Regions from separate parts of the Mus musculus genome. Here region 2 is linked to region 1. The links are chromatin loops, found by intact Hi-C in ENCODE. Cell type or tissue: heart. All regions are shown on one strand. Links, peaks and the distances in the headings refer to the core of each region. The heading gives the core; the rest is flanking DNA. Region 1 holds the start of Ybx1 (Y box protein 1). Region 2 holds the start of Ppcs (phosphopantothenoylcysteine synthetase).

What was found. A loop is a pair of places that touch in the nucleus more often than their neighbours do. Peaks named below come from ENCODE experiments on the same cell type or tissue, not always from the same donor. Only the 100,000 strongest peaks of a DNase experiment are listed, where the experiment ranks them.
Region 2: a loop joins it to region 1, with 2.4 times the contacts of the local background. A loop is called at or near these places in 2 of 42 quality-filtered maps.

The regions. Positions count from the first base shown.
Region 1 is chr4:119,288,330-119,302,916 of GRCm38, reverse strand. Ybx1 (Y box protein 1) reads left to right here and starts at 8,404. Exons shown (of 8, transcript NM_011732.2): 1 at 8,404-8,713; 2 at 9,112-9,175. The coding sequence starts at 8,554. Ppih (peptidyl prolyl isomerase H) reads left to right here. Exons shown (of 10, transcript NM_028677.4): 10 at 2,734-2,907. In heart, for the core only: no CTCF peak of the experiment used is centred there; DNase peaks (open chromatin) are centred at 8,306 and 10,006; H3K4me3 peaks cover 3,539 bases; H3K27ac peaks cover 3,649 bases.
Region 2 is chr4:119,414,057-119,428,643 of GRCm38, reverse strand. It overlaps Ppcs (phosphopantothenoylcysteine synthetase), which reads left to right and starts at 6,224. Exons shown (of 3, transcript NM_026494.4): 1 at 6,224-6,798; 2 at 6,961-7,064; 3 at 9,351-10,117. The coding sequence starts at 6,291. The coding sequence ends at 9,674. It overlaps Zmynd12 (zinc finger, MYND domain containing 12), which reads right to left and starts at 5,960. Exons shown (of 8, transcript NM_001014900.2): 1 at 5,649-5,960. The coding sequence starts at 5,758. It overlaps Ccdc30 (coiled-coil domain containing 30), which reads left to right and starts at 13,123. Exons shown (of 15, transcript NM_029286.2): 1 at 13,123-13,508. In heart, for the core only: a CTCF peak has its summit at 6,215 (motif pointing right); DNase peaks (open chromatin) are centred at 5,853 and 6,233; H3K4me3 peaks cover 2,451 bases; H3K27ac peaks cover 1,684 bases.

The sequences.
Region 1 (14,587 bases), core at 6,560-10,559:
AGCGAAGCATTCATGCACACACTTTTCTTAAAGCACTATCATGGGTTGTAAGGCAATAGGGAGTCAAGAGAGCAGTCTTCTGTAAAGAAGCTTAGCAGATGGCTGGCCACTTTGGAGTTTTTCAGTGAGACTTGGGACAGATTAAGGAAAAACAAGCTTCTGTAGTCTCCCACAGGTATTTGTTGTTTTAATATTTTATGTGTTTGTTTTGCCTGAGTATGTATCTGTGCACCACATGCATGCTTGCTACCCAAGGAGGTTGTAAGATGACATCAGAGCCGTGGGAACTGGAAATTGAACCCAGGTTCTCTGAAGAAACAGCCAGTGAGTGTTCTTAACCACCGAGCCATCTTTCCAGCATCCCAGAAGTGTTTTTTATTATACCTCAGGTTTGTTTTGGGTGCAATAACTGTTGACAACCATAGAGACAACATTAGGCGATTGTCTAGTTGAATTGGGGGTGGGGCTCTGACAGTCTCAGCCTTTTGAACATCCAAATTACAGGCGTGAATTACCATGTGGAGTATTCTTTCTCAACCTTTTTTTTTCCCCCTCAAGACAGAGTTTCTCTGCGTAGCCCTGGCTGTCCTGGAACTCACTTTGTAGACCAGGCTGGCCTCGAACTCAGAAATTCACCTGTCTCTGCCTCTGCCTCTGCCTCCCAAGTGCTGGCATTAAAGGCATGCGCCACCACTGTCCAGTTCTTTCTCGTACTACAATGTACTTGGAAGCCTCAGAAGAATTTGTTAGAGAGCTGATCTCTTACCCGTAATAGTGAGTGGCAAAGCTCAGCAAGGAGGATTACAGGGTGTGTCCTTTCATGGAGAATCCCAGCCTAGGAGGAAATGCCACTCTGGTGCTCCAGCAAGACTCACAGGCTTACTTTATCATGCAGCTGAAGCTGTATGCTATCACCCGACACTATAAACATAGCAAGTATAATAAAGACTGCAAAAAAAGAGACAAGCACCCTAGATACCTGCAAGGTGTGACCACATGTGTTTACCTGCCTGTTTGGCATGTGACACGATTCCCTGCAAAGAGGAGGAAACTGTCACATGACAGATGGAAGGTCTGGCTTCAGTCCAGAGGCAGGCTCCTACATTGTCTTTACATTCATGGCTCTTGCAAGAAGTACTGTTGAACCTTAAAAGAAAAGAGGGGACCTGTGTGTATTGGTGAGATTTCTAAACGAAGTGACTGTTGAGATCTAGTATGCTGTCAAACATGGCAGTCTGTTGAAGGGCTCAGAACTTAGTGTGGAGCCAAATAGCACACTGCTAATAGATACTTCTGCTGGGTAGAGACAGCAAAGACATTTTTTTTTAGTTAACATTGTCCGATTGCTGCTTGAATTTCCTACATTGAGCTTACATCTTCTGATAGAAACACGCATTATATGTCTATATGTATATATCCCAGTCTTTCCATTCCCTCCCGAAGCATACCTATAGTTAATTTCAGTTTAGAAACCCTGCCTATGTCCTTCCAGCTCGTCTGAGTTCAGCCTGGTCAGTGTTTTCCACCAGGTTCCCTCACAGCACTTAACAAAGTGTATCTATCACAAATATATGTCTGGTTTTCTGGGTTTGTCTTGACTGAAAGCACCTGAAGCAAGGACCATATTGAGAACACAGTGCCTGGTATCACAGACCTTTGTCCCTGCTGATTACAGTGCTGTTTACAGGGCACTTATACATTCTTACACACAATTTGAGGGTCCAGGATAAACTTTCTGAATCTACATTGTGATACCAGAAGTCACTGTCTCCTAGCAGGGTGTATGCCACATAAGAGGGCTGGTAAGAGAAAGACAGTGGTAGTACATGAGTAGACATGCCTTTCTCTTTGAGTACAGCTGTTCTAGAAGGCCATGTGCAGCAAGCCATCAAAGCCTGATGAGGACACAGTCCTTGAACTACGCAGAAAGCCCCAACACTGTTAACTCTGTGGCCTTAGTCATTAAGCCTCCTGGAACTCTTGTTGGTCCCTGTGCATGGAGATAGTACATGCGAGCCAGTGAGCAAGCTTATGCAGCAGGTAGTGCCGCTTACTGCCAAGCCTGATCCCTGAGTTGGCTCCCTGGGACCCACATGGTTAAGACAGCTGACTCATACAACCCATGACATGCATGCCCTCACATATAAGTAAATGTCATTTAAAAGTTAATGTTACTACACAGAGTAGGGAGAGGTGAATATTATATTCATCTTCACATGGTCCTGGGGATCCAAATGTCTAGTCTTTCTTTTTTTTTAAAGAATTATTTATTTAATGTTTATGAGTACATTGTAGCTGTCTTCAGACACACCAGAAGAGGGCATCAGATCCTATTACAGATGTGTATGAGCCACCATGTGGATGCTGGGAATTAAAGAGCAGTGAGTGCTCTTAACCACTGATCCATCTCTCCATCCCCCAAAGTCTAGTCTTTAGGGAAAAGATTTAAGAGTTCGGAGTGCGGGGCTGGTGAGATGGCTCAGTGGGTAAGAGCACCCGACTGCTCTTCCGAAGGTCCAGAGTTCAAATCCCAGCAACCACATGGTGGCTCACAACCATCCGTAACAAGATCTGACTCCCTCTTCTGGTGTGTCTGAAGACAGCTACTGTGTACTTACATATAATAATAAATAAATCAAAAAAGAAAAAGAGTTTGGAGTGCTTGTCCTGTGTAATACCCCTTTCCTGTTTTCTTCATCCCTCTCTCCTCACAGTCCTGTCTCTACCATTTAGGTCCTCTGCTGTTTTGGTGTGACATTCTCTCTCGAGTCTGACAAGCTGGACTGGCCTCTGTGTTTGCTTCCCTGTCTCCACAGTATGCGATCCAGGACCTGGAAGTATCACAAACGAGAACCAATCATCCTGTTTACATTTTGGACTGTAAATAAAGGAATTTTTTTTAATGCATGGGTTCTGTAGTTACTATTTGTATTGTTCATTTTTTAATAAGATTTATTTATATGAGTACACTATAGCTGTCTTCAGACACACATCAGATCCCATTACAGATGGTTGTGAGCCACCAGGTGGTTGCTGAGAATTGAACTCAGGATCTCTGGAAGAGCAGTCAGTGCTGAGCCATCTCTCCAGCCCTGTGTTGCTTATTTTTAAAGTCAAGAAAAGCCAAAGTTTATTCAAATAAGACAGTTTAAGTTTAAATGAAAAGCATCCAGAGCTGGCTGGTGACACAGACTTTTAATCCCAACACTAGGAGGCAGAGGCAGGCCTGTGAATCTGAGGCCCACCGAGGCTGCATAGTGAGTCCTTGTCTCAAAGAACAGAGAGAGAAAGCAGTAAACCTCTACGAGATCATTTCACAAGGAGAATGGGTAGGTAGAAGTGGAGGCTTTAGAGAAAAAGTAAGGAAACCCAAAGTAGCTGTGCCTGTCTGAGTGGACAGACCCAGCCAAACCTCCCGCACGAGAGTTGCTGTGTGCTTCTACGCAGCAGTAATGACAGTACTGTCACCTTGCTTCTGCTTCAACTAGGACTGGCTCTCTCAGGAGCCAGCATTTCGAAGGCCAAGTGCCTCCAGCTTTCAGGGTCCTCTTGAGTTCACACTCAGGGACATAGGTAGCAGTAGGTAGTCCAGGATATCCCAGCAGGTTAAGATTCATTAGCTGTGACCCGCCACTGCTCAAGGGAAGGAGACCATCTGGTGGAATATGTCTTGATCAAGTAGGAATCATAGGGTAGGAGAATCTTTGCCAGGTCCCCATGAAGGTTTTTATATGCATTGGTGTTTTGCCTGCATGTGTGAGAATATCCGATTCCCCGCCATGTGGTTGCTGGGAATTGAACCCAGGACCTCCCAAAGAGCAGCCAGTGCTCTTAACCACTGGACAATCTCTCCAACCCTGAGCCATGAAGGTCTCAAGGGAAGTTTATATTCTCTAAGATCCCAGTTTTCTCCTCAGTAAAACAAGTGTGTCCTATAGTTTCCTCGGGGCTGCTGAAAGACTCGGTGAGAAGGCATCACAGTAGCTGCATTATCTCGGCACTTTGGAGCCTGAAGCAAGGGGCAATGCAGTTCATGGACAGTCTGAGCTGTATCGTGAGACCCAGGGGAGAACAGAACGGGTCGGTGTGGTGACGCCTGTAATCTCAGCCCTTGGGAGGTGAAGGCAGGAGAATCAGGAACTCAAGACCCACCTTGGCTGTGTGTGACCTTGTCTCAAAATACATGCACACACAGAGGACAGATATAACATGCCTTGGAAATTATTTGGAAGGAATAATCCAACATGGAAAGATCCCCCTTATGAAGTAATGTCAGGATGAGAGAGCTACTCTGAACCTGTCGTGGTGGTGCATGCCTTTGAGGCAGATCTCTGTGACTTTCCACGAACAACCTCAATTCCTAGAAAGCCAGGGCTATGTAGCAAGACACTGTCTCAAAAGCACACATACAAAAAGAAAGCTGTATGATGAGACTTTCATGAGGTATTTATTGTACTCGTGTCTATATTTTGGAAGGATGGGGTCTGGGTCTGCTATGTAGCCATGAGTAGCTTGGAACTCACTACATAGACCAGGCTGGAGCTTCCTGCCTCTTCCTACTTGCCAGGATTACAGCCATGTGCCACCATGCCTCTCCTGTCTTTTTTCTTCCATCTCATGGTCAGAGATTACTCAACTATATAGGCAGATGAACCAGGTCAAATTCTAGAACAGAACCTGTCTTTAAAAAAAACAAAAACAAAAAATAAAAAAAAACAATGTATTTATTTTATGTATATGAATACACTGTAGCTAGCTATCTTCAGACACACCAGAAAATGGCATCAGATCCCATTAGAGGTGGTTGTGAGCCACCCTATGATTGCTGGGAACTGAACTCAGGAACTCAGGACCTCCGGAAGAGCACTCAGTGCTCTTAACTGCTGAGCCATCTCTCCAGCCCCAGAACCTGTCTTACAGGGCCCTTTCTTTGTACCAGGCTGGTGAAATACAAACAGGCAAGCAGGGCGTGGTGGTGCATGCCTTTAATCCCAGTACTCCAGAGGCAGAGGCAGGTGGATTTCTGAGTTCAAAGCCAGCCTGGTCTACAGAGTGAGTTCCAGGACAGCCAGGGCTACACAGAGAAACCCTGTCTCAAAACAAAACAAAACAAAACAAAACAACAACAAAAGAAATACAAAAAGGCCCTAAGTAACTTCCTGTAGCTATGTAAACAAGACTTCAGAGAGCATAAGAAATCCTCATGCTAAGCAGAGGGCTGTGAGTGACTGGACAAAGTAGAATTGTCATGAGATGGGAAAGATGGAACAGCTGTGCCAATCTGGTATTCTTGTGATGGGCTGTGCAGCTGAGCTCACTGACACCTGGTACAGCTGCCCTGCCAGTCTCCGCTGAAGCAGTAAGAAGAGTAAGATGTGGCCCATGCCTGTGACAGGAGACAGGCAGGTGGTCAAGGCAGGAAGTGTGGTCTGCTGCCTTTAGTTTTAGTGGGATTTTTGTTTAACTGCTGCGTCCTAACATCTGGAAAAACTAAGCATCTAATATCTAGTAGATATGTGTTACATGAACCAGATGTTCAGGTAGAATAGAAAACTTGGAACAGGTGGGGCTTTTCAGGGGCAGGGGTGATGGCTCACTCCTCCAATAACAGCTTCCTGGACAAGTATGATGGTGTCAGTTGAGCTCCCTAGAACCCATCTAAGAGCCAGATGTGTTTATAATCCCAGTGCATGAGCAGCAAGATGGGAAGCTGAAACAGAATTCAGGGAAGCGTGCCAGCCAGCTAACCTGAAATATGCAGCATGAGAGAAGCTGTCTCAGCATCAGGAAAGTGAGGACCGACATCTGGGACCCACACACAGAAACACAGGCACACCATATACACATGCACACCATATACACAAAAATACTAAAATTTTGAAGGCACCAGGCACTTGGGAAGCAGAGGCAAGTGTGTCTCTGAGTTTGAAGACAGCTGGTCTGCATAGTTCCAGGCCACCCAGAGCTACACAGTGAGACTCTTGTCTCAAAAAACCTACACCTTGGACTGTGATGAAAATGCTCATGTATTGATCGGGGTTAGGGAGGATGCCAGGGTGCGTCAGGGTGTGTTTCCAAAGCTGAGCCTGAGGAGAGGGGGACAAAGGAGAAGCTTTTTTGCAAAGGACATTCCTGGGATTTATTACCTTGCATTCCTTAAAAGCAAAAACCAGAATTGTGAGGAGATTCGCCTGGTGTTGGGGGAGGGCCTGTCCATCCTGGGGTGATTTTTTTGTTGTTTCTTTTTTTCTGAGATGATTTCTCTGTGTAGCCCTGGTTGTCCTGGCACTCTGTAGACCAGGTTGTCCTGGAACTAAGTGATCCACCTGCCTCTGCCTTCTGTATGCTGGGATTAAAGGTGCTTGCATCAGTGCATCCTAATGCTTCACCTTCAAAGCAAGAGGGCAGACAGATGAGGACATAGAACACTCCTAAGCAGCAAAGACAGATTGGACAGAATTGCTACTATCTCTCCACAGCAGTTAACGTTTATTCCTTTCAGCTGGGCATGGTGGCGCAGGCCTTTCATCCCAGCACTTGGGAGGCAGAGGCAGGCGGATTTCTGAGTTTAAGGCCAGCCTGGTCTACAGACTGAGTTCCAGGACAGCCAGGGCTGCACAGAGAAACCCTGTCTCGGAAAAAAAATTTTTTTTCTTTCCACATTTCTTGTATATGGTGTGCACACGCACATTCATGTGTGTGTGTGCGTGTGTGTGGACGCCCAAGGCTGATGTCCAGAATTGTTTCCCTTTGCTATTCCACCTTATTCATGGAGGCAGTCTCTCAATCAAACCCAAGGCTGGATGATAGTAGTATTGCAGGCGAGCTTGTTCTGGGGATCCAGGCTGAAATCCCAAGAGAGGGCTGCCATGCCCACTCAGCATTTATTCTGGGTATCTAAACTCCAGTCTTAACATCAGGACTGCAAGTGATCTAACCACAGAGCCACAGAGCCATCTCCACAGAGCCATCTCTCCAGCCCTGGTCTTGGTGGTGGTGGTGGTGGTGGGGGGGGGAATGAGACAGGGTTTCTCCTGGCTGTCCCTGAACTCACTTTGCAGACTAGCCTGGCCTCGAACTCAGAAATCCGCCTGCCTCTGCCTGCCAAGTGCTGGAATTAAAGGCGAGCGCCACCACAGCCCGTCGGATTTAGCGTTCTTTTTGTATTTCTAGTTCATGCTTTTATTTACTGGGAGCTAGGAGTATGCCACAGTGCTCGTGGGGAGGTCAAGCTACAGCTTACAGGAAGAGGCTATCTTTCTCTTTCCATTATGTGGAGCTGAAGGCAAGAACTCAGGTTTGGCCAAGTGCCTTTACACACAGAGCCATCTCAGGTCCTCTTGTTTCCCCCACTCCCATCCCTTCTCTCTCTGCAGCCCCTTCTCCAAGCAGCAGCCTTTTCTTTCTTTAACGATGCTACTCCTTACTTACACCGCGAAAGCTACACTGCTCACCGGTGATCAGGGGAAGAATCTCAGGTTAAAAACACCTCTGCCCACCTCTGATTCCTACTTCGATTGGTTTCCTTTATTTGCAGTCTCCGTGAGACCCTATCTTTTCTAGGCCTTTGCACAAACCTACCTTTGCCTGAAATGTCACCACCCAACTCTTCCTGCTCCCACTCCCCAAACGCTGTGCTCACCCAACCAAGAAGTGGTGGGCGTTTAAAATTCCACCATCAGAAAGCAGAAACTAACTGGCAAACTACTTCAATCCCCAGTCAATAGTAGATGCGTAATAAAGAATGAATGAAGGTAGGCGGAGGGCTTCAGAAAGAAGGCAGCGTGTGTTTTACAGTGTATAAAAACAAGGATAGCAATCCTTGTCTACAGTGCTTAGTTTATAAAGTCAAAAACCCTAACATCCAATAAATGTGAGGCGAAATTAAATCTGATTTGTGGCCAGTATGAAATACATTTCCTCGGACGCCGGGGGAAACGATCACCCCCGCCCTGAACACGCTGAGTCGTGGCAGCTCCAGCGCCTGCGTGGTCCCTCCAAGGTGACTGGATCACCAAAAGCCTGACCCATTAAGGAGGCCCCGGCGTTCACCCAGCCGTGGGAAGGAGCCCCTTCTAGGAGGCCGGAGTAGGCCCGGCGATCGCGGCCCACGTGCGCGACGAGCGCAGCCCCATCTGGGAACGTTCCCTCTGCGCGTCCTCCCGGTACTCTATGGTGCTCACGGCCGAGGCTCTCATTCTAGTTCCGGTCTCTATGGCGGCGGAGGCCTGAGAAGCTGTGGGTCGGGCGAATTAGTCGCTAAAGATACCAATGAGAGCGCAGGAGCCGCGGAGCGTGAGCCAATAGGCGCTAGAGACCCGGTCAGGTGGTGAGATGGACAACGATGCGGACCAATGGGGGAGGACGAGGGCGGGTCTATCGCGGGGCTTATCCCGCCCGTCCCGCCATTCTCGCTAGTTCGATCGGTAGCGGGAGCGGAGAGCGGACCCCAGAGAGCCCTGAGAGCCCCACCGCCGCCGCCGGCCTAGTCACCATCACACCCGGGAGGAGCCGCAGCCGTCGCCGCCGGCCCCAGTCACCATCACCGCAACCATGAGCAGCGAGGCCGAGACCCAGCAGCCGCCCGCCGCCCCCGCCGCCGCCCTCAGCGCCGCCGACACCAAGCCCGGCTCCACGGGCAGCGGCGCGGGTAGTGGCGGCCCGGGTGGCCTCACATCGGCGGCGCCCGCCGGCGGGGACAAGAAGGTCATCGGTGAGCGCCAGAAGGGACCGGGGATGGGGCCGCGGGCCGGACCGTTAGGCGACGCGGCCCGAGCCACGGACTACGCGGCCGCCCCTCCCCCCCGAGGCCCGCGGCGCGCGCACACCGGGATCCCGCCGCTGCTCCGGCCGCCGCCGCCCCTCCCCCGCGCCCACCCGCCCCGGGGCCTCGTGCTGGGGTCCCCGCCCCGCCGCCTACGCAGCCGGAGGAGCGCGGGCTGCTTCCCCGGCCCTCACGTGCTCGCCTCCCGGGCGCACACCCACCTCGGACCCGCGCTACCCGGCGCACCCACGTGTGCGGCGAGGGCGGCGGCCCGGGCCTGCGGCTAGATCCTGGACCGACTTCCAGGGCCAGCCGGTGATTGGACGTTGTTGTGCTTTGTTTTCCAGCAACGAAGGTTTTGGGAACAGTCAAATGGTTCAATGTAAGGAACGGATACGGTTTCATCAACAGGTGAGATGCCGGGGTGGAAAGCTCGCGTCCGCCTCCTGCATGGGCCAGAGCCACCGCGGGCATGACAGGGTGGGGGATTGGGACCCTGTGTTTCTTCCTTGGGTGACGGGATTAGCGGGTCTGTAGACTCGCTTTGTGTTGCTGTTAAGTACCGATCTTGAGCTAGCCTCAAAAAGCTTTGGCACAAAGCAGGTCAAGGCAGGCGCGTCGCATGAGCCATGCCTTAACAGTTACCTTGCATCAAACTGAGGCAACTCCAGGCTAAGCACGCTTTTAACCTTGACATCCCTTTCTGCTTTGAAATTGCTATGTAAGAATGTGACCCGCTAATTAACATACAGGTGATCTTTCACCTTGTTAACCTCTCGGGGAACGGGATTTGACATGTCAGTTGCCTGAGATGTTATCTGTACTGTAAGGTTATGTTGCCTTTGTTTAGACTACTCGAATATTCAGTCCATTTAGTACCTCGAGCACATTTTTCCTATAGACCTTCTGTAGCCAAAGAGGGCTCTTCTTATTTGTCCAAACGACGAGTAACGTATCTGAAAGGAAATGGTTCTTCCTCATTTTTTATTTCTCTTACTTCCTTGTCAGGGAATCATGCTGATCAAATCAATTTTTGTTATAGCTTGCTGGAGTGGCCATAAGTCCTTGGGAACTTAGCCTTCGTTGTATTTGGCTTAGAGTTGTAAACTATACCTTCATAGATCCAGAGAAGGGTTTGTAGACGGCGGTGGTAAGTGCAGGCGCTGCCTGCACTCTGGGCTCCCTTGTGAGCCCGGCATCTTTTTCAAGATGGCTGCCAAGGCTAGTGCAGTTGCATGGGTGTAGAGCCCCGCGAGTGCCAGCAGCAATCCTGGCCGTACAGCTGTGATACTTGGCGCCATTTCAGCATTTTCTCTTACATGCTCGCTTAGAAGGCGTTAAATAAGTAGATGGTGAAGAGAGCGCTACAGAGTGGCACAGTGCTCGTGAATGGGCAGCTATAGGCTTTTAAAATAACGGAGTGATGAAAAACATTCACTGATGAACCCCACACAGTCGTGGAAACACTCAAGCAAAAGCGATTACAATCACTTAATGGACTGTTCTCTACAGTTGCAATTAGAGGGAAACATTTTGTTTTTCCAGACTCTAGGATTTCTCCTGTCACGGGCAGTTTGCCTTTCTGACCATGTGTCCTGGGTTCCTTCCCCCCCCCCCCCCCCCCCGGGTTACTAGTGAGCAAAGAAAAAAAAATGTAAGGCTTTGGTGCTTGTGGGGTTGACGTCCTGGTGGCTTTTAAAGTGGTCCTTATTCCTGGTTGGGTTAAAATGTTCATCCTGATGGTCCCAGGTGATGCGGAGAATAGTCTGCTCTCACCTTCCAGAGGACAATTTTAACCCTCAGTCCATTATAACTAGCTAGCCCTCCTTAGCAGCCCTTCCAGTTAGGCAAATTGTGGTTTTTGTATGTGTTTAATACATTTTAATATTTGTCTGGGCTTGTCACATTTTTTTGAAGTAGTGTCTATCTAAGATGTGTATACCTCAGTTTTACATTGTACATTATGTAGGTTACAGCACTTACCATCAACTTTGTTGATCATCCTTCCGGACAAGTTAAATGTAAATTGGCTTTTGATGACTCTTTGTTAGACTGCCTTAACCTCAATTACTATTTAACTGCTTAAACTGTGCTTTGTTTCTAAGCAGGCCATTATGTTAATGCTGTGGTTTTTAAATGAGATACACTGTAAATTCTGGTTCCTGTGAGCTAAAGGTTTGTCCTAGTTAGGAAAAGTATAGGGTATGAAACAGTGGAAATAACTTGACTCCAGAGGTGGTCAACCTGTGTAAAATGGGAGATTCAGTTATTGCAATGCACTGAATTCTGGATTATATATTCTAGGTTCTTTAGCTATTTTATAAACTACGTGGAAGATTTCATTTCTGCCTTTAGAGAGAGGTTTGTTGACTGGTGAATTCTTACAACTTGGTCAGAAATCTTTGTCCTAAGGCTTTTCTTTTGTTTTTTTGGGGGGGGGGGATTGGAGGGGGTTGAGACAGGGTTTCTCTGTGTAGCCCTGGCTGTCCTGGACCTCACTCTCTAGACCAGGCTGGCCTTGAACTCAGAAATCCGCCTGCCTCTGCCTCCCGAGTGCTGGGATTAAAGGCGTGCACCACCACGCCTGGCCCCGGAACTCACTTTTTGTAGACCAGGCTGGCCTCGGAATTTAGAAATCTGCCTGCCTCTGCCTCCCAAGTGCTGGGATTAAAGGCGTGGGCCACCACTGCCCAGCAGGCTTTTATTTTCAAATGCTGGTTTTATTGTAAATTTTTCAAATAAAGGGACTGTGGATTTAACTCCTTTGACTTTAGTATAGAGTGTCTAGTGTTCCTAAAGCTCTGGGTTTGAGCCATAGCACTGCATTAAGAAAGCATGGTGATGCATGCATGTAATCCCGTGAGTCGTGCTCTGCTACTTGAGTGAGTTGAAAGACAGCCTGGGTAAGACACTGCCCTCACTGCCTTCATAACATTAAATGCCTGAGGTGGTGGTACATGCCTTTAATCCCTGCACTCAGGGAGACCCTGTTTCAAAAAACAACAAAAAGAACCATAGAGGCATTATAATCTAGGAATTTAAAAAAATCATTTGTTTTATCACTTTTGTATACTGTGTTGAGAAAAAAAAACATGTAACTTAATCTATTTGCATACCTTCTGCAAATAACGTTCAGTTTATTAGATGTAGAGAATGGTTCTTAATCCTGAAACACTTGATAGGAGAAAAGCATGAATCAAGAACATTTTTCAGCCGGGTGTGGTGGCGCATGCCTTTAATCCCAGCACTTGGGAGGCAGAGGCAGGCGGATTTCTGAGTTCGAGGCCAGCCTGGTCTACAGAGTGAGTTCCAGGACAGCCAGGGCTAGACAGAGAAACACTGTCTGCAAAAACCAAAAAAAAAAAAAAATCAATGGGATGTATGTATCTTATATGGTGGCAAAAGTCAGGGTTGGGATTGTGGCTCAGTGATGGGATTAGGCATTCAGAACACCACAGAGGTTCGGCTTGTCATCTCAGCCTTTACATAGAAATCCTTCCTTTTTTATCTTTTTCTTTGAACCAGTCTGTTACTTAAAAGGTTGCATGCATGTTTGTGTGTGAGGGCATATCTGTGCTATAAACACTTGTGTACAGGTCAGAAGACAGACTTGCGTCTGAATTTTACATGCTTTGTGGGGGCGTGGACTCTGTTGTCAGGCTTGCCCTGGAAGCATTTTCTCCAGGTGAAGCCATCTTCATTGGCCTATGTGCATAGCATAGACCTTTTCACCCATGGTCTAAAATAAAAGCTTTATGTCTTTAAAACTTAATACTATCAGTGTTAGTCTTCCTTTGGGGACCCTCCCTCTTGGGGTTTTACTGTATGTTAAGTAGTTACTGCAAATTAACAATTGTGTGAACAGTATTTATTCAAGGTTTGTTAAGTGATTAAGATTTTAAAACCTTGGAGACTTAAGTACTGTTCCATGGAAACACAAGTTTGAATGATTTGTCCTAAAACAGGAAGTAGTAGGAGCAGGATTTGAACTTACTCTTCTGGAGTATTTGTTCAACAACTGTTGTGTTGTACTCTGAAAATAGATCCTAGCCATTTTCAGTTTGGAGCTTGTCCACATGGTTAGGTAATTTCTTAGGGTGACTGACTATTCTTAGCTATTTAAAGACTTTGTACGTGACCTACACTGGAGTCTTTGTTTCTTGACACTAGTCCTCAGGTGTGACAGGTTGCCTACCTTTTATTGTATTCCAAAAGGCCGGGAGTTGCCATGAATTCTGGTTTAGTGTGCGCAAGTCAGTCAGCTTTGCGAAGTAAAAACTTGTTTACTGTCCCATGCTAAGAGTGAAATGCAGTTGAGGAATTAAAGGAGAAAATATTGGACCTCTTCCGACTTTTTGAGTTTTGAGGTAATAAGGAAATGTGTCTTTTCAGGGAGTTGGTGAGATTATAGATGTGTGCCACCAGACCTAGTGGTGTCACCTTGGTTGGATTTTTTTGGGGGGGGGGACTTAATTACTTTTGCACTGTGGCTATCTTCAGAAGAGGGCATCAGATCCCATTACAGATGGTTGTGAGCCACCATGTGGTTGCTGGGATTTGAACTCAGGACATCTGGAAGAGCAGTCAGTGCTCTTAACCACTGAGCCATCTCCATCCAGCCCATTGGTTGTTTGGGTTTTTGGTTTTTTTTTTTGTTTTTTGTTTTTTTTAAGATTTATTTATTTTTATTATATGTAAGTACACTGTAGCTGTCTTCAAACACTCCAGAAGAGGGGGTCAGATCTCATTACGGATGGTTGTGAGCCACCATGTGGTTGCTGGGATTTGAACTTCAGACCTTTGGAAGAGAAGTCTGGTGCTCTTACCAACTGAGCCATCTCACCAGCCCCCCCCCCCTTTTTTTTTAAAGATTTATTTATTTTTATTATATGTAAATGGGTTTTGGTTTTTGAGACAGGGTTTCTCTGTGTGCTTTACTGCTTAGCTGAAGATCCACTCTGGTGGGATGGGCTAGTGTCTTGATTTTCATGCTCTTTAGTCACCAACAGGACCAAAGGTGGCACATTAAACAATACAAGAAAGCCCACTTGGGCACGGCCATGAAGACCAACCCCTTAGAAGGTGCTTTTAAATGCCAACGCAATTTTGCGTCCAGCTCATCAAGAGCAGCAAGGAAATGACAGCTTTTGCCCAGTGATTGTTGGTTTGGCCCAAAGGATGATGCAGTGGCGGCGTTCCTAGAGTCCAGTTTAAGTGGCTAGTGCATCTCTCTTGCCCCTGTGAGAAAGCAAGATCAGAAGCATAAATAGTTATCGTAGTAATACATTTTTACATTCCAAAAAAATTTAGCTGAGTGTATATTATAATACTGGCAAAGCTTAAAGTACTTTGTTACAGTGTCCTTGGTAAAAGTGAATATTTTGTAGATTGGAAAGGTTTTGACCAAAATTTCTTGGGCTTTTAAAGTCATTCTGTTTCTATCTCAGAAGTCTCTTAACATGTATCTATTAAAATTGGTGTTGCACAAGAAGGCCTGAGGACTCCTTGACTGTGTAAGGAAGGGACTTGCAGAAGTTGACCGAATGCTGGGGCTCTCGGCTTGCACACAAGTGCATTAATTAATCATTTTAAGATGACTGAAGTCAACTTACATAGTCACTAACTTGGAACCAAATCCTTGAGTTGTTGTTCTTTCCCTCTTTTTGCCAGGTAGAATCATTTGCTCTTAAAATGTTGTAGAAAGAGCAGTGAGTTCCTTGTGTTCCTTACAGTGAGGCTCGCTGGCGTTAGATGTCCTTCAGGCTTGTCTGAACCCTACGGTCCTGTCTGAGAAATAAGTCTGCCTAGAAAACAAGTAAGGAA
Region 2 (14,587 bases), core at 3,833-7,832, 130 kb before region 1:
AGTCAGCCATCACGATGAGGCCATAACATCTGTAAATGAGGTTGCGTTACTCTTTCCAAGCTTGGCTGGCTTTCACTCCATCGTCTTGTCTAACTGCGTCCTGACTAGAACCCCTGCCCCAGTATTGAAGAGTGGTGGAAGCAGCATCGTGGGCTCACAGGTCTCATGCATGGAGAAGCTCGCAGTCCTCCACAGTAAGTATGGTGTTAATTCTCTGCTGCTCTGGACTTTTAAAACACTTTTTATTGATTCTTTGTGAGTTTCCCATCATGCACCCCAGAGCCACTCATCTCCCTGTCCCCTCATATCCACTCTCTGCCCTTGCAGCATTCCCACAAAATAAAACGTATACACAAACAACAAAAACATAGAAAACATCTCGCGGAAGCTGTAGCATGTCACAGCGTGTCCCACACTATATCCCTCTGTCCACACATCTTCACTTGCAAATGTTCATTGCAATGAGTCATTGCTCTGGGTTCTGAGATCGAAGGCTTCTATGACACCATCAATACTGGATTCTCATCCAGACTCCTCCTGGTTATCCTTTTATTGCCCGGTGTCATGGATATCCTGCAGCTTTGGGACAGCAGGACTGGCCCTTTCATGAGTTCCAACCATTTGCAGATGATATAGATTTTGAGGTGAGCCAATTCAGAGCCCAGGATCTGGGCCTGGCTAATAGCTGAGCTGGCTCTCCCTTATCCAAACCACCAGGGCAAGCTCTCTGGCACTGCTCCAGCTATGCCACCCAAAGCTGCCACAGGAAGGTGGCAGGATCAGCTCTTCTGCTCTCATGCCCTCAGGGTGGGTTCAACAGCACCCACACCTCCAGAGCCAGCTGCTTGGGCTGCCTAGTCAGAGTGCAGGCCCCAGTCTCCCAAGTGCTGCAGCCTGTGAGGGGCTGGGCCAGCTCTCCTGCTCCCACAACCCGCGGGGCTGGCTCAACTGTGCCTTCACCAGCTCTGGATTTTTTTTGTGTGTGTTGTGTCATTTTTATTTAGTAAGTAACAGGAATTCCTCCCACCCCACCCCCTGCCAAGTTTAGTATGATGCTAGATTTCACCCAATGGTTTTTCTGCATCTAGTAAGACTGTGTGTGTGTTTTATTCTGCTAGTATGGTGTTTTATATTGACAGATATATGTATATTCAACCTATCTTGAACTCCTAAAATAAATCCCAATTGCCTATGATGTCGAATCCTTCATATTTGCTGACAGGTTTAGTTTGCTAAAATTTTGAGAACTTTTGCATCTGTATTCATTGGGGATACTATTCTGTAATTTTGTGATATTTTATTTGGTTTTATTCCTGGCACAATATGGGTCTTATAGAATATAGAATATTATGAGTTATTTGTTCCTCTTTTTAACAAATTAAAGAATCTGTGTTCATTTTCCTTTAAAGGTGAAAGAATACACCAGCCTGTGTTATCTGGCTTTGGTTTTCCATCACTTGTTATGGATCCAGTCGGACATTGCTTCTTATGTCTGTTTGGTGCTTCTTAGGGATGGGTCTGTTTTTCATCTGGGTTATCTGATTTCTTGATATACAGTGTTCAGAGTGTTCTCTTATAATTTCCCTTATTTCTGCAAGGCCGGCAATAATGGTATCAACTTCAGTTTTGATTTCAGTAATTTGAATCTTCTTTTTCTGGCCCCTCTAGGTAAAGTTCATTAGCTTTGTGATTTTTTTTTTTTTCAAGAAAGTGATGTTCACTTATCCTTTCTATAGTTTTTCCTACTCTCCTTTTTATTCCCCTCTGCTCCTTCTCCTAGCATGTCTGATCTAATGCAGAGCCATGCATGAATGGGTTAATGAATACATTTTTTTTGTTTGTTCTTTAGATGGAATACTAAGTTACTGATCTGAGGTCTTTTCTACTGTGTACATTAACAGCTGTAAATTCATAGGAACTACAAAATCAATGATACCCTATAAGTATGGGTATATGTTGTTGTTTCCTTTTCATTTATCTCAAAGCATTTTTCAGTCTCCCTTTGGCCCACTGGATTTTAAAGAGTGTTATTTTTGACCTGATTGTAAACTTACCAAACTTCCTTCTGTTACTGGTTATGATTTCATTGCACCATAACAGAACCTACCTTCTGTGATTTTATTCCTTCCATATTTATGACCTAACATTGCACTGGAGAAGATGCACGTTCTGTTATTAGGGTGTTCCACAGACTTGGTTGGACCTAGTTAATTTACAGAGTTGCCCTAGTCTTACACTTCCTTAAGGAATATCTGCCTAGTTGTTCTATTCACTCCTGGACGTGGGCTATTAAAGCTTCCCACTGCTGTTACTGCCTGGACCATTCCCTGCTTCGACCCTGTCAGTTCAGCTCTGTGTACTCTGAGGCTCTGGTTGAGGGTATGCAATCATTGGCTTTTGCATTTCTACTGCTAAGGAGACATTTTCACCTACGCATCTATTATACATTATACATATTTCAAAACAGGTAACTATAATCTAGGGGAAAGGTGGCCAGTGTGTTTCTGTTTTTCTTCCGGACAACAACTACTGTGTGTTTCCGGAGCTCCAAGGTCTCAGGTGCAATAACTCAAGCCTCTGGATGCAGCACAAAAGCAGCCATGGGAACTACATGGCTGCAGCCACCACTCTCTCTTCCTCCTCCTCCAGATAACAGGAACACAGCCAAGGATTTAATTTACAAACTATACTACTACCAGAGAAGCGATAGAAAGCATTTTAAGGATTTTGTTGTTTTGTTTAATGGTGGGGGTATCTTAGAGAATTACTGAAAACAGAGTAACAAAAACACTTCACTGGGATTCAGAAGCAGTCACATTCCACAGCAGAGGGACAGACAGGCTGAGTCACTGGGAACGGTGGAAAAGGTAATAAATAATGTATCCAACTTCCTGACCTTTGTTCCACTGACAGTAACTGACATAGCTTGCCTTTTTAAATAAACAGCTTTCTTCATACATTTCTGGGTGCCATCAATATTGAGCTGTCTCACCCATACATTCACCCCAGGCCAGGATATAAAGGAGGAGCTGGGAGCACAGTTAAGCTGTTTATGAGGCCGACATGTTTTATTCAAGCATCATCAGGGTTTATTAACCTCCATCTGGATGCCCTTATGCAAGGCATCCATTCTACCATCCACTAAAGCTTCTCTTTCTTCTTCCTTCCTTCCTTCTTCCTTTCATTTCCTCCCTCCCTTTCTCCTTCCTTCCCTTTCTTTCTGAAACTATTCACGCTGTAGCCCAGGCTTGCCTTGAACTATTAGCCCAGGCCATCCCTGAATTTACAGTGATCTTCCTGCCTTTGCCTCCCATGTGCTAGAATTGCAAGCATGAACCACCACACCCAGTTTCCTACTGCTTCTTATCATCAAATACCACTTGACATTTTCTCCCTGCTGGCCAGCGAAGGCCTTTAAGTTTGTATCACAAACATTCAATTAAAGGGAAAATATCACAAATTACTGTTATCTATATGCTATGATCTACTGTACTATAAACCAAGAGCTCTCTGATATACTACTAATGTTTCTATATGTACTTTCATAAAATTATCCTTCTTAACAATGTTTTATTCCAGGCCAGCAAGATTTCTTCCCAGCAAGTCTTATGATCTGGGCTCGAACCTGCATGCTGAAGCAGAGAACTGTAGAGGGAATCTTTTGTGCAATGTGTGAAATCTTCAATAAAAGGCTTTTGGCCTATGAGCTGAGGCAGGAAATAGGGAGGTAAAAGTTCTGATACAGATAGAGGATTTTTGGGATAGTCAGGAGCGAGAAGGAGATTCGCCCAGGAATGCTGATGGAGACAGAAGCATCAAACTGAAGAAGAGGTAACTTGCCATGTGGCACTCATAGGATGAATGAATAGGATTTTTGGGATACATGATGGTTGGGGAACAAAGCTAAAGATAATTCAGTCTGAGTCGCTATTTCTGGGAACAAAAAGGTGGTAAAGCCTGGGCTACAGAGAACTCACTCCTGAAAGCTGTCCTTTGATCTGTGCTCTCTCTCTCTCTCTCTCTCTCTCTCTCTCTCTCTCTCACACACACCAATACAATTAAATAAATAAATGTCCTGTTTTTAAAAGATCTATCACCTTGGAACATATTCACAATTCATAGTTTATACCATAAATATACAGAAGAAAATAGAAGAAATTCCACAAAAATGTCAGGCTGTTTTACTGAGCACTGGGATGCTGAACTCCAGCCCATGCTCACTTGCCAAGAATGAGGACGGCTGTATCACGTAGGACATGGAGGAAGGGCACCTGGAACAGTCTGAGAAGGGGAGGATCCTGTGATCTAACGAGAAGGCAGGGTCTGCCTTCCCCTGTCCCACACTGCTGCTGCCTGCCATCGTGACCCTCCCCTGTCCCACACTGCTGCTGCCTGCAGGAAGAAATGCATCTTACAAATACATATTATTTATGCAGTATAAATGCAGGTTGTGAGTTATTCACCGAATCCCTGTGTGGAAATCACTGGCTGGGACTCACGCAGCTTTCTTTCCCATTTAGGTTTCAGCCAAGGTCTTTCACTCTTTAACCAAACCAGTGCTGTATGGCTGGAACGGCCCACCCTTCTTCTGTGTCTTCACATAGCAAGCCCGTACTGGCCTCTCAATACTCAAATCTTATTTCAAAGAAACCTTTTTTAGATACTGCCCCAGTCACCATGTTACCCTCCTCAGAAGTCTCAGGGCTCAGGAGTGACAGAACTTAGCATGTAAAATGAAAAATAAGGCTTTAAAAAAACCACACACACACACAAGTCATTTGGCTATGAGTTAAGTTTGGAAGGTCAGTATCCTAGTTTTGTGAGGCCCAAAATAGAGTCTAGGGCAGGGGATGTGACTTAGTTGGTAGTTTGTCTAGTATGCACGGTGCCTTGAGTTCTCTCTCTAGTACTACACAAACCAGGCATGGCAACACATACTTGCAACTCCGGCCCTTGAGGGGTGTGGGTACGATGTTCAAAAGTTCAATTCTTAGCTTACATAGTGAGTTTGAGACCAACTACATGAAACTCTCTTATAAAAAAGGATGGGGATGGTGTTAATGCGAATACATTTAAACCCCTCGCATCTTGAATTACTACCTCTCCTACATTCAAACTCCCTTAGCTGTGCACTGGCCAATAGTCTTTCTTCTAGTCCTGAAGAACACGTCTTCCCTACTTAAGAACCCTACCTGTGCCTTTGTAGGGCAAGAACACCGGCTCTTTAGCTCCTTAACTTCAGACCAATCGTCTACTCTGAGAGAAGCTGTCTGCCCAATTTCTCCTCCCATTTCCTTTGACTTGCCATTTCTCCCTGAAATTATCATTTGTCTACTTCTCTGTCTTCAGAGTTCTCCTTGAGCTTTGAGAGGAGAGATCTACAGAAATGGCCCCATTATGTTCAGCACCAGGAAGGGTTTGCAACACAGTAACAGTAGGAGCCCCGCAAAACATCAGGCAAAAAACCCAGCAGAGCCGGAGAAGACGCAGAGGAAGCCACAGAAGTCTTAGACACGCGTCTTCAAGCCTGCTCTGGACTTGTGGGGTCCCTGGCAGGAAAGGCCACAAAGGACAGACACACGAGGCCAGACCCGTGTTGGGAGACAGGGAGGGAGCAGAGGCACCAGGCACCATGTTCCAGGGCCTACCAGTAATAAGTGACTGTACAGGCCGTGCACATCCGCTCGGCCGGGGCTTCGCACACCTCACAGGAGAGCCGGCGCCCCTTGGGCACCGCCAGCGGGTAGATCACGTTCATGGTGCGGCCGGCGGCGTCGGTCTCCAGGACGGTTGCCTGGCTAGCATCCGCAAGGCTGAGGTGTCACGTGACAACCACGGGCCAGCCCGGACGTCGGGATTTCAAGGGCAAGGGGGAGGGGCGGGACTGACTGCGACAATTGGGGAGGGGAGAGCACAAACTCTAAATCTCAAAGGTTAAATAGCCAGAACTTGACTGCCATGTAGCCCGAGCCTGGGGAGAACTATACGGTGGCCGGTATAGGTCAAAAACAACCATTTCGTTTTCCAAACTAGGAAATCCACAGGAAGCATAATTTTTCTGGATTTTCTAGATACGTTCTTCCTCTAGACGCTTCCCGACGGGCTTTCCCAGAACAGGCAAGCATTTCGAGCCTTAGCGAGATCAGGACCTACTGGCGGACATAGGAAAGGGAATGACCATAGTCACTATTTGCGGCTGCGCGCAGCCCAGGTATCCGGAAGGGGGCGTGGCGCCAGCGGCCCGGCGTGCCCGGGCGCTGTGGTTCTACCGTGGGGTGACTACAGTGCAGATGGCGGAAATGGACCTGGTGGCTGAGTTGCCGCGTCCTGCGGGTGCTGCGCGCTGGGCCGAGGTTATGGCTCGCTTTGCGGCCAGGCTGGGCGAGCAGGGCCGGCGGGTGGTGCTGATCACATCTGGAGGCACCAAGGTCCCCCTGGAAGCGCGAGCCGTGCGCTTTCTGGACAACTTCAGTAGCGGGCGACGCGGAGCCGCGTCGGCGGAGGTCTTCCTGGCTGCCGGCTATGGAGTCCTGTTCTTGTACCGAGCGCGCTCGGCCTTCCCCTATGCCCACCGCTTCCCGCCCCAGGCCTGGCTGTCAGCCCTTCGGCCTTCTGGCCCAGCCCAGTCGGGCAAGCTGAGTCTGGAGGCCGAAGAGAATGCGCTCCCGGGCTTTGCTGCAGCATTGCAGAGCTACCAAGAGGCAGCCGCTGCCGGCACCTTTCTGGCTGTAGAGTTTACCACTTTGGCGGATTATCTGCATCTGCTGCAGGCTGCTGCCCTGGCTCTCAGTCCATTAGGTGAATGTTCCAAGGAAATCCAAAGGTTTTCCTGGCTGTAGAGCCGTTCTCCCTAGCCTCTTTTCCCTATTGCTTGCTGCCTACCCCACAGCCAAGGAACCCGAGTTAAAGAAAAGATTCCATGCCCTTCCCCGATTTCTTATACTCCGTTTATCTTCACAGGCTCTTCTGCGATGTTTTACCTGGCCGCGGCAGTGTCAGATTTCTATATTCCTGTCTCCGAAATGCCTGAACACAAGATCCACTCATCTGGTGGCCCACTGCAGGTGATGGGCTCTTCTCTTCCAGAGATCTGACCCCCTCTAACCAATCTTGGGTTACTTTCCTCTTGATCTGGATGGCCTTTCAGCCTTCTGTATGAGCTAGGCACTGGGAATACAGAGATGAATAAGACACTGCCCTCAAGGATCTCACAGTCTAGCGAGGGCCTGGACACCAGCCATAATCACAGATCAGAATGATAAATGCTGTAGTGGAGGTATGTACAAAGTGCAGTCAGATCCCCGGGGTAGTGAGACGGGGGTGTCAGGGTGATGGAGATGACTCATCAAAAGATGGACAGAGGGCCTGATCAAGTGGGGAAGGTTATTCTAAGTGGAGTTACAAGTTGGAGTTTGCAACTGGGTAATGTTCTGTGAACCAAAGTGCTTTGGTAAGGCTGAAGAGGCATCTTGCCTCTTGGTATACACAACCTTTGTATTCCTTAAGACCCTTGAACTTTATCCTGTGGAGCCTGGAGACACAAAGGTGGAAGGAAAGACAAGACGTTGTTTGGATGCAGCAGCATCTTCCCTTTCATTGCAGCCCTCCAGGGACAGATGGGCTCTTCATTTCAAGGCTAGCCTGGTCTACCTAGTGAATTACAGGCCAGCCAGAGCTGCACAGTGAGAGAGTAAATAAATCTCAAAGTAAATAAATAAAAGTAAAAAGTTTTGTTTGTACAGAATATCCTAGTATTTTGGAACTAGGAAGCAGAGGGATAAGTGGGGGTTATTGTCCTTTCAGGAAGAAGAAGGGGAGGATAGTGTCACCTTAGTGTCACCGCTGAAAATTGAAGGTGATTTGGTGTCTTGGAACATGAGGGAAATCATAGACATTTGTTGGCTGATATAAGTAGTGTTTATTGATGAAATTGTCTGAGGGGCGCCTTGGGGATAGTTAAGTTACACATTTCAGAGTACCTACTGTGTGCCAAGTGTTATTGTGGAAGAGAAGTACACTGGCAGTTGCTGGCATTGCTTTCAGTCTGCAGGGGAATCCCTGATGCACACAGGTGGTAAATGCCAAGAAGAGAGATCAAGTGGGAGCTTGTGTGGGATTCCTGGCACACTTGCAGGCAGAACTCATACTCTTTAAAAATCCTGGGATCTCCAGTTTATCCTTTTTTTTTTCTTTCTACCTTAAAAATATCCAGAATGAACTAGGCAGTGGTGGCACACACATTTAATCCCAGCACTTGGGAGGCAGAGGCAGGCAGATTTCTGAGTTCGAGGTCAGCCTGGTCTACGGAGTGAGTTCCAGGACAGCCAGGGCTAAACAGAGAAACCCTGTCTCAAAAAAAAAAAACCAAAACCAAAAACAAAAAAATCCAGAACAACTTAGTATTCCCCTTTGGTTGTATAAGGTTTAGGAAACAGGGCAGGGACTTTAATCAAGTGAAGACCAAGTCAGTCATGTCTCAGTACTCTGTTGTGATTATTGTATTAATACTTTTAGTTAACAAATGAAAAAAAAAAAACCTCCAAGTACAAATCAAATCAGTAGCCACGCCCACCAGCACGACATTTTAGACTTGAGAGATTTAAAACCCAATATATTGGAATCCTGCCAAAGTAACTTTTTTTTTTCCCCTGAGACAGGGTTTCTCTGTAGCCCAGGCTGTCCTGGAACTCACTTTGTAGACCAGGCTGGCCTCGAACTCAGAAATCCGCCTGACTCTGCCTCCCAAATGCTGGGATTAAAGGTGTGCGCCATCACGCCCGGCTCAAAGTAACATTTTTATGAACAGATTATAGTTATCTTCAGATTTTCTTTAAAAAATAAAAGAGATGAGTATGATTAAAATACAATCTATAAAATCCTCAAAGACTTAAAAATATTTAAATGAGTTAAAAGGAAGTTCCAGGCTTGGTGGCAGCTCACACCTCTAACCCCAGCCCTCTGGAGACTGGCGGGAAGATCAGCATTTGAAGCCAACCTGGCCCATATACCAACCTCTAGGTTAGCCGGGGCTGCATAGTGAAACACTGTCTTTGAAAATAGTAAAATAAAGGGGAACGTTTGAGAAATTGTAATGAAAATGGCAGGCCAGGACTGGTTCAGAAAACATACTTTGCAGCAAAGTAGATGATGGGCTCTGAATTCAGGCTTCAATATGAACCTAAACGAATCTACAGAACCCAGTCTTTGGCATTTGGTGTGCTGCAAGAAGTTTCCAAACTGTAAGAAAGCCCACCTAACCTTAGTCAAAAGTCGGTCCTTGGTTGCTTGGATCCCTGGTAGGGACTGACCAGTGTTAACTAACTGAACTTGGCTTGCTTTTTCGGATACAGATAACAATGAAGATGGTGCCAAAGATGCTTTCCCCTCTGGTCAAAGACTGGGCTCCTAAAGCGTTTGTAGTTTCCTTTAAGCTGGAGACAGACCCGGACATCATAATCAGTCGGGCTCGGAATGCTTTGGAAGTTTACCAGCATCAGGTGGTGGTGGCCAACATCCTGGAGTCAATAAAGTCCTTTGTGATTATTGTAACCAAAGACTCGGAGACAGAGTTACTGCTGTCCGAGGAGGAGGTGGCAAAAGGCTTGGTGATAGAAGAGAAGATAGTAGATGACCTTCGGTCTCGACACACAGCTTTTATATGTGACAAAAACTGAAGGAAATGCTCCTCTAGGATCAAACACCAGAGCTCTTACCACTGATAGGAACTAAGATTGATCCTCTGTTAAGGATCAACACAGTGAAGAGATAGTAAACGCGGTGTGCAGGCAAGTGCCTGCTGGGACTTCAGTTCTGAGAGTGAAACACTGGACGCTCTCCTGGATCTGGAAAGTGAACAAGAGTTCACAAAGAGGACTGTGGGATTGCGTGGCCTGCAGAGCAGATGAGCCAGGAGCCGCTGCGTGTTGGCCTACTGTAAGGTCATGGTGCGTGAATGGTCATGCTCTGAAGAAGTGTTTATCAAGTGCCTACCATGTGCCAGGGCCTTTGTGAGCTGTGAGGGTCTGAAAGATGAATGAGCACGTCTCATTTGGGAACTGGATGTACAAAAATTTATGTGCAATAAAGTATGTGCCCACAAAGGGACACTTGGAAAGGGCGGGTTTCTGGTTTTTTGTTATTGTTTTTTTTTTCTTTTACAATTTAGTTATTTTATGTGTTTGAGTGTTTCTGCTTGCATGTATGTTTATACACCATGGGTCTGCGGTACCTTTGGAGGCTAGAAGAAGGAATCAGAGCCTCTGGAACTTGTGAGCCTCCATGTAGGTTCTGGGAATCAAACCTGGGTCTTTTAAGAAGAAAGACGTTTTTACTAAAACAGGAGTAATGCAGATAAGGTAGATCACAGACCTCCCTACATCTACTTTTTGCCTCTTGGCCTAGATTTATTCCATATTTAGGTAATACTTTTCAAATATTTTAAGGCTGTTCTTCGGATAGATAACCAGCCTTCCACTTGGACCCTGGCAGGAGTTAAATGATTGCTTCTGCCCTGAGGGAACTGTTACCCTGTGATAAAGTGTGGTGTTTAGATAGCCAGCTGGGCATTCTACTAGATTCATGAATGAGGCCCTTGACTTAATCTTAGTTTATGTATCTACAGTGTAGGGATAAAAATAGAGCATTGGTCTCATGTCTGGCACTTTACACTCAGTACGCTGGTGCAATTACCGTTTTTCTCAGAATCAGGCCAAAACATTTGATCACTGAGTCCCTGAGAAACTCACTATCCCTAAGAAGTTCTCACTATCCTGTTTTAGAGTACGAGTGAATACCTAGTGCAGAAAAATCTCCAGTAAGTGAGACGTAGGGTAGTCCTAAATACAGTTGTGTGTGTGTGTGTGTGTCTGTGGTGGTGGTGGGGGGGTGCTGTTATTATGTAGAAGTCAGTGTTCTACATAAATTTCAGTTAGGGACTAATGGTGAAATTCAGTAGTTGAGCACTTGGCTAGCATGTGCAGGCCTTGGGTCAAAACCTGGCTTACAGTACAACTGGCCATGGAGTTGGAAAGGTACCCTGACAGTACAGAGTTTCAGTTATGACATAAACAGAAGTGGCAAGCAAGATAAGTAGAAACAATGAAGTTTGGAATTGTGGCCTCCAGCACAAGACGGTTTATTGCTGCAGCCAGGAGTGAAACCATCTCTTGGAGCACACAGTTGTCATGAACTTTAGGTCTAGTTGGCAAAACTTCCAGAAAACAACAGGCTTCGCCACTGGAACAGTGCTGTAAAAGATGACTTTCCTCTCTACAGGCACAGCCTTGGGTGCTGACTCATCTGCTAGAACTAGGTGATTTTGATGATAATATTCATGAGAGCCCACTTAAGATCGTTTTATTAAAGCCCCAAACAATCTCTAACTTGTCTTATGGACTCACCAGAGACTTCTCCCTTCGGTTTATGGTCTGTTCTGAGAGCTTCAAAACACCCAGGTAGGAGTTCCAGGTGTGTGTGTGTTTGTGTGTTAGCAGGAGGAAATACTTGCAAAGGGAAACGAGGCGTTTATTTGCTCCAGCTCGGAGGACCAAGGAGCCTTACCTAAGGAGGTGATAATGAAACTGATCAGTGGGAGTGGGTGGAAATGGAGGTGAGCATTTTAGATCAGAGAGGGGAAACACTTTCAAGGCCAAGGAAGAAAACAGAAAATAGGGGACACTGTTGAGGTGATGGTCCCCCACATGATCCAGAAGGAAGGGCTGGCAGCTAGAATAAGATCAAGAAATGTAGGTGGCGTTTTAGATACCAGAAAAGCAGAAGCCTCCAGAAATCCAGCTTTGACAACGCACCTGGAGTCTCGAAAAAAGAACATCTGAAGATTTAAGTTGAGCCTGTGCTAAACTGTATCACTAAAGTACTTTGGGGCTGGAAGAAGACATGGCTACTGAACCAAGACTCATTCCCAGCACCCACGAGGCTCCCAAGGACTGTATCTAGTTCCAGGAGATCTGGTATCCTCTTTTGGCTTCCTTGGGCTCTAGCTGTGATGTACATTAACTTATCAATGTAAACCTACATGCACATAAATCTTTTTTTAAAAAAAATATTTATCTTGCATTCTATAAGAAGCCAAACAGAATTGTCAATTAGCTTAGTTAGGCTTTCTTAAGGGTTCTAGCCTTCGTGGTAATTCTGGTCAAGCTTGATTTAAATGATCTTAAGTGGGCTCTCATGAATATTATCATAAAGGTCACCTAGTTCTAGCAGATGAGTCAGCACCCAAGGCTGTGGCTGTAGAGAGGAAAGTCATCTTTTACAGCACTGTACCAATGGCGAAGCCTGTTGTTTTCTGGAAGTTTTGCCAACTAGACCTAAAGTTCATGTCAACTGTGTGCTCCAAGAGAGGTGGTAATTCATGTCACAAAAGTCCAGAAGTGTGGAAATTTACCTTAGGTACTCCAGGTGTGATGACAAATTCTGGCCCTAAATTGAGACCTGATATGCACAGTATCTTGCCTTTTTTCTTTTCTCTTTTCTATTCTCCTCCTCCTCCTCCTCCTCCTCCTCCTCCTCCCCCCCCCCTCCTCCTCTTTCTTCTTCTCCTTCTCCTTCTCCTTCCTTCTCCTTCTCCTTCCTTCTCCTTCTCCTTCTCTTCTCCTCCTTCTCCTTCTCCTTCTCCTTCTCCTTCTTCTTCTTCTTCTTCTCTCTCTCTCTCTCTCTCTCTCTCTCTCTCTCTGTCCTCTCTTTTCTTTTTCTTTTTTAAAGGCAAGGTTCCATTCTATAGCCTAGGCGGCACCGACTGGAATCTACTGTATAACACTAGCTGGTTCCAAACTCAATTCTACCTCACTCTCATGTGCGTGGACTCTCACATCCAAGTTTTGAAGTCACTTACAGAAAAACAAATATAAGGAGATAGGTTGAACTTGGAGGGAAACAATTCGAGAATTAGAACCCTATGTTTACTCGCAGTCTGAGAATTATATAGACGCTGTACACTGTTGTTATGGTTACTGCGGTCTCCGGAGCCAATGGGGTAGTCTGTAGTTCCTGGAGGCCAATGGTGTGCGCTGTAACAACAGTCTTCACAGGAAGAACGGCCCGGGCCACCCAAAGCGTGCATGGTCTCCATGGCTCCCGCCGGGTCGCGCCTGCGCGTCCCCCGCTGAGTGGGGTTGCCATGACAGCGGCTGGGCGGCTGGAGCTGAGAGTCCCCTGCTCCTTCTGCGCGCTGGCAGGAAAATCCCACCTCAGCCCGGGGACGGACCTGCTCTTCCCGTGGTGCACATTCCAGATCTCTTCGGATCGCCGGTGAGCTCCTTCGCGCGGTGCTGGCCGGCTTCGGCGTGCTCGGCCCGGTAACGGTTGGCTCAGGAGAAGTGTGCTCTTGACCGTCCCCGAAGGTCCCAGCCACAAAGGCCCCAGAGACACCGTTGTGCCCTGCGCGCGGCCCGAGCGAAAGGACTGTGGGACTAGCTTCGTCACACGCAACCTTGCATCCGGATGAAGCTCTGCAGGCCTTTGGGGATACCAGCATCCGAGATCATCAAGTCAGTTGCCTTCTGCCTTTCAGCCTTCAACTCCATCCACTTCTCTCACCATCCGAGCACCCGGCTCCTTTATCCTGTTTACCCCACAACCATCTCACCCTTCCCCGTCCACGCTGTGCATTGTAATGTCTTCACCATTCTGTCACCTGTAGACCACCTCCTTCTGCTTCCCTACAGGAAGGCTTTGCATGGCTGCACATTTCTCATCCTCCAGCCCAGCAGTCCCCGTAAAGAGTTTCCATTTCTCTGCACTGTTGCAAATTCTCTGTCTTGGGTGAACTTGAGATGGGTGAAGTAAATGATGCAAATGCATACATGAGACGGTTGCAAACCTATTGTATTTCGAAAATAGAAAAGAATTAAAAGAAAAGAATCAGTTTTGAACTTCTTGACAGCGGTATACACATATGCCATATGTGAAAGTTTAAGTTCCGTTCCTTGTTAGGTACTATGTTAGACACAAATTTAAGCAATATGTTCGTACTTGTAAAAATGGCGTTCAAAAATGACCGCATAGCAGAATTTTGACTTTTAGGCCAAAGTACATCAAACACCCGGGGATTGTGCGATTTGCCAGACTGGAGATACTTGAAACTGTTCCCGTGCCCCCCCCCCTCTTTTTTTTTTCCTTTCAGTTTCTAAATTAGAAAACACTTTTGGTGAAGGGAATCAATCAAGAGCAACTTATCATATTTTTGGAAAAGGAGAAAGCCCAGTGGCCTTTTTTAAAAAAGAAAAAAAAAGTATATTTTATTTAGGAATTGGAACAACCTGTGAATCATATTCTTGGGTTTAAGGTTATACGTGTTTGGATTATATTTCTATAGCAGGAAGGGTACTTAGGGTGAAAAGTCACATGGGGGCTGTTCCAGTTTTGTGACCTCATATTTGTTTGTTCCTTAGCATGTCACTTATAGACCATGTGACCCAAAGCAAGTCCCTTCCTCAGAGCCAGAAAACGACCCCCCCCCCCCGTTGAAGTTAGAGGGCAGAAATGCTGTTAGTCCTCTTTCCACCTACCATTCATTATTACGTCGGCACTCCAGCTTACCACCTCACCCGTTAGATGTGAGGAGCTT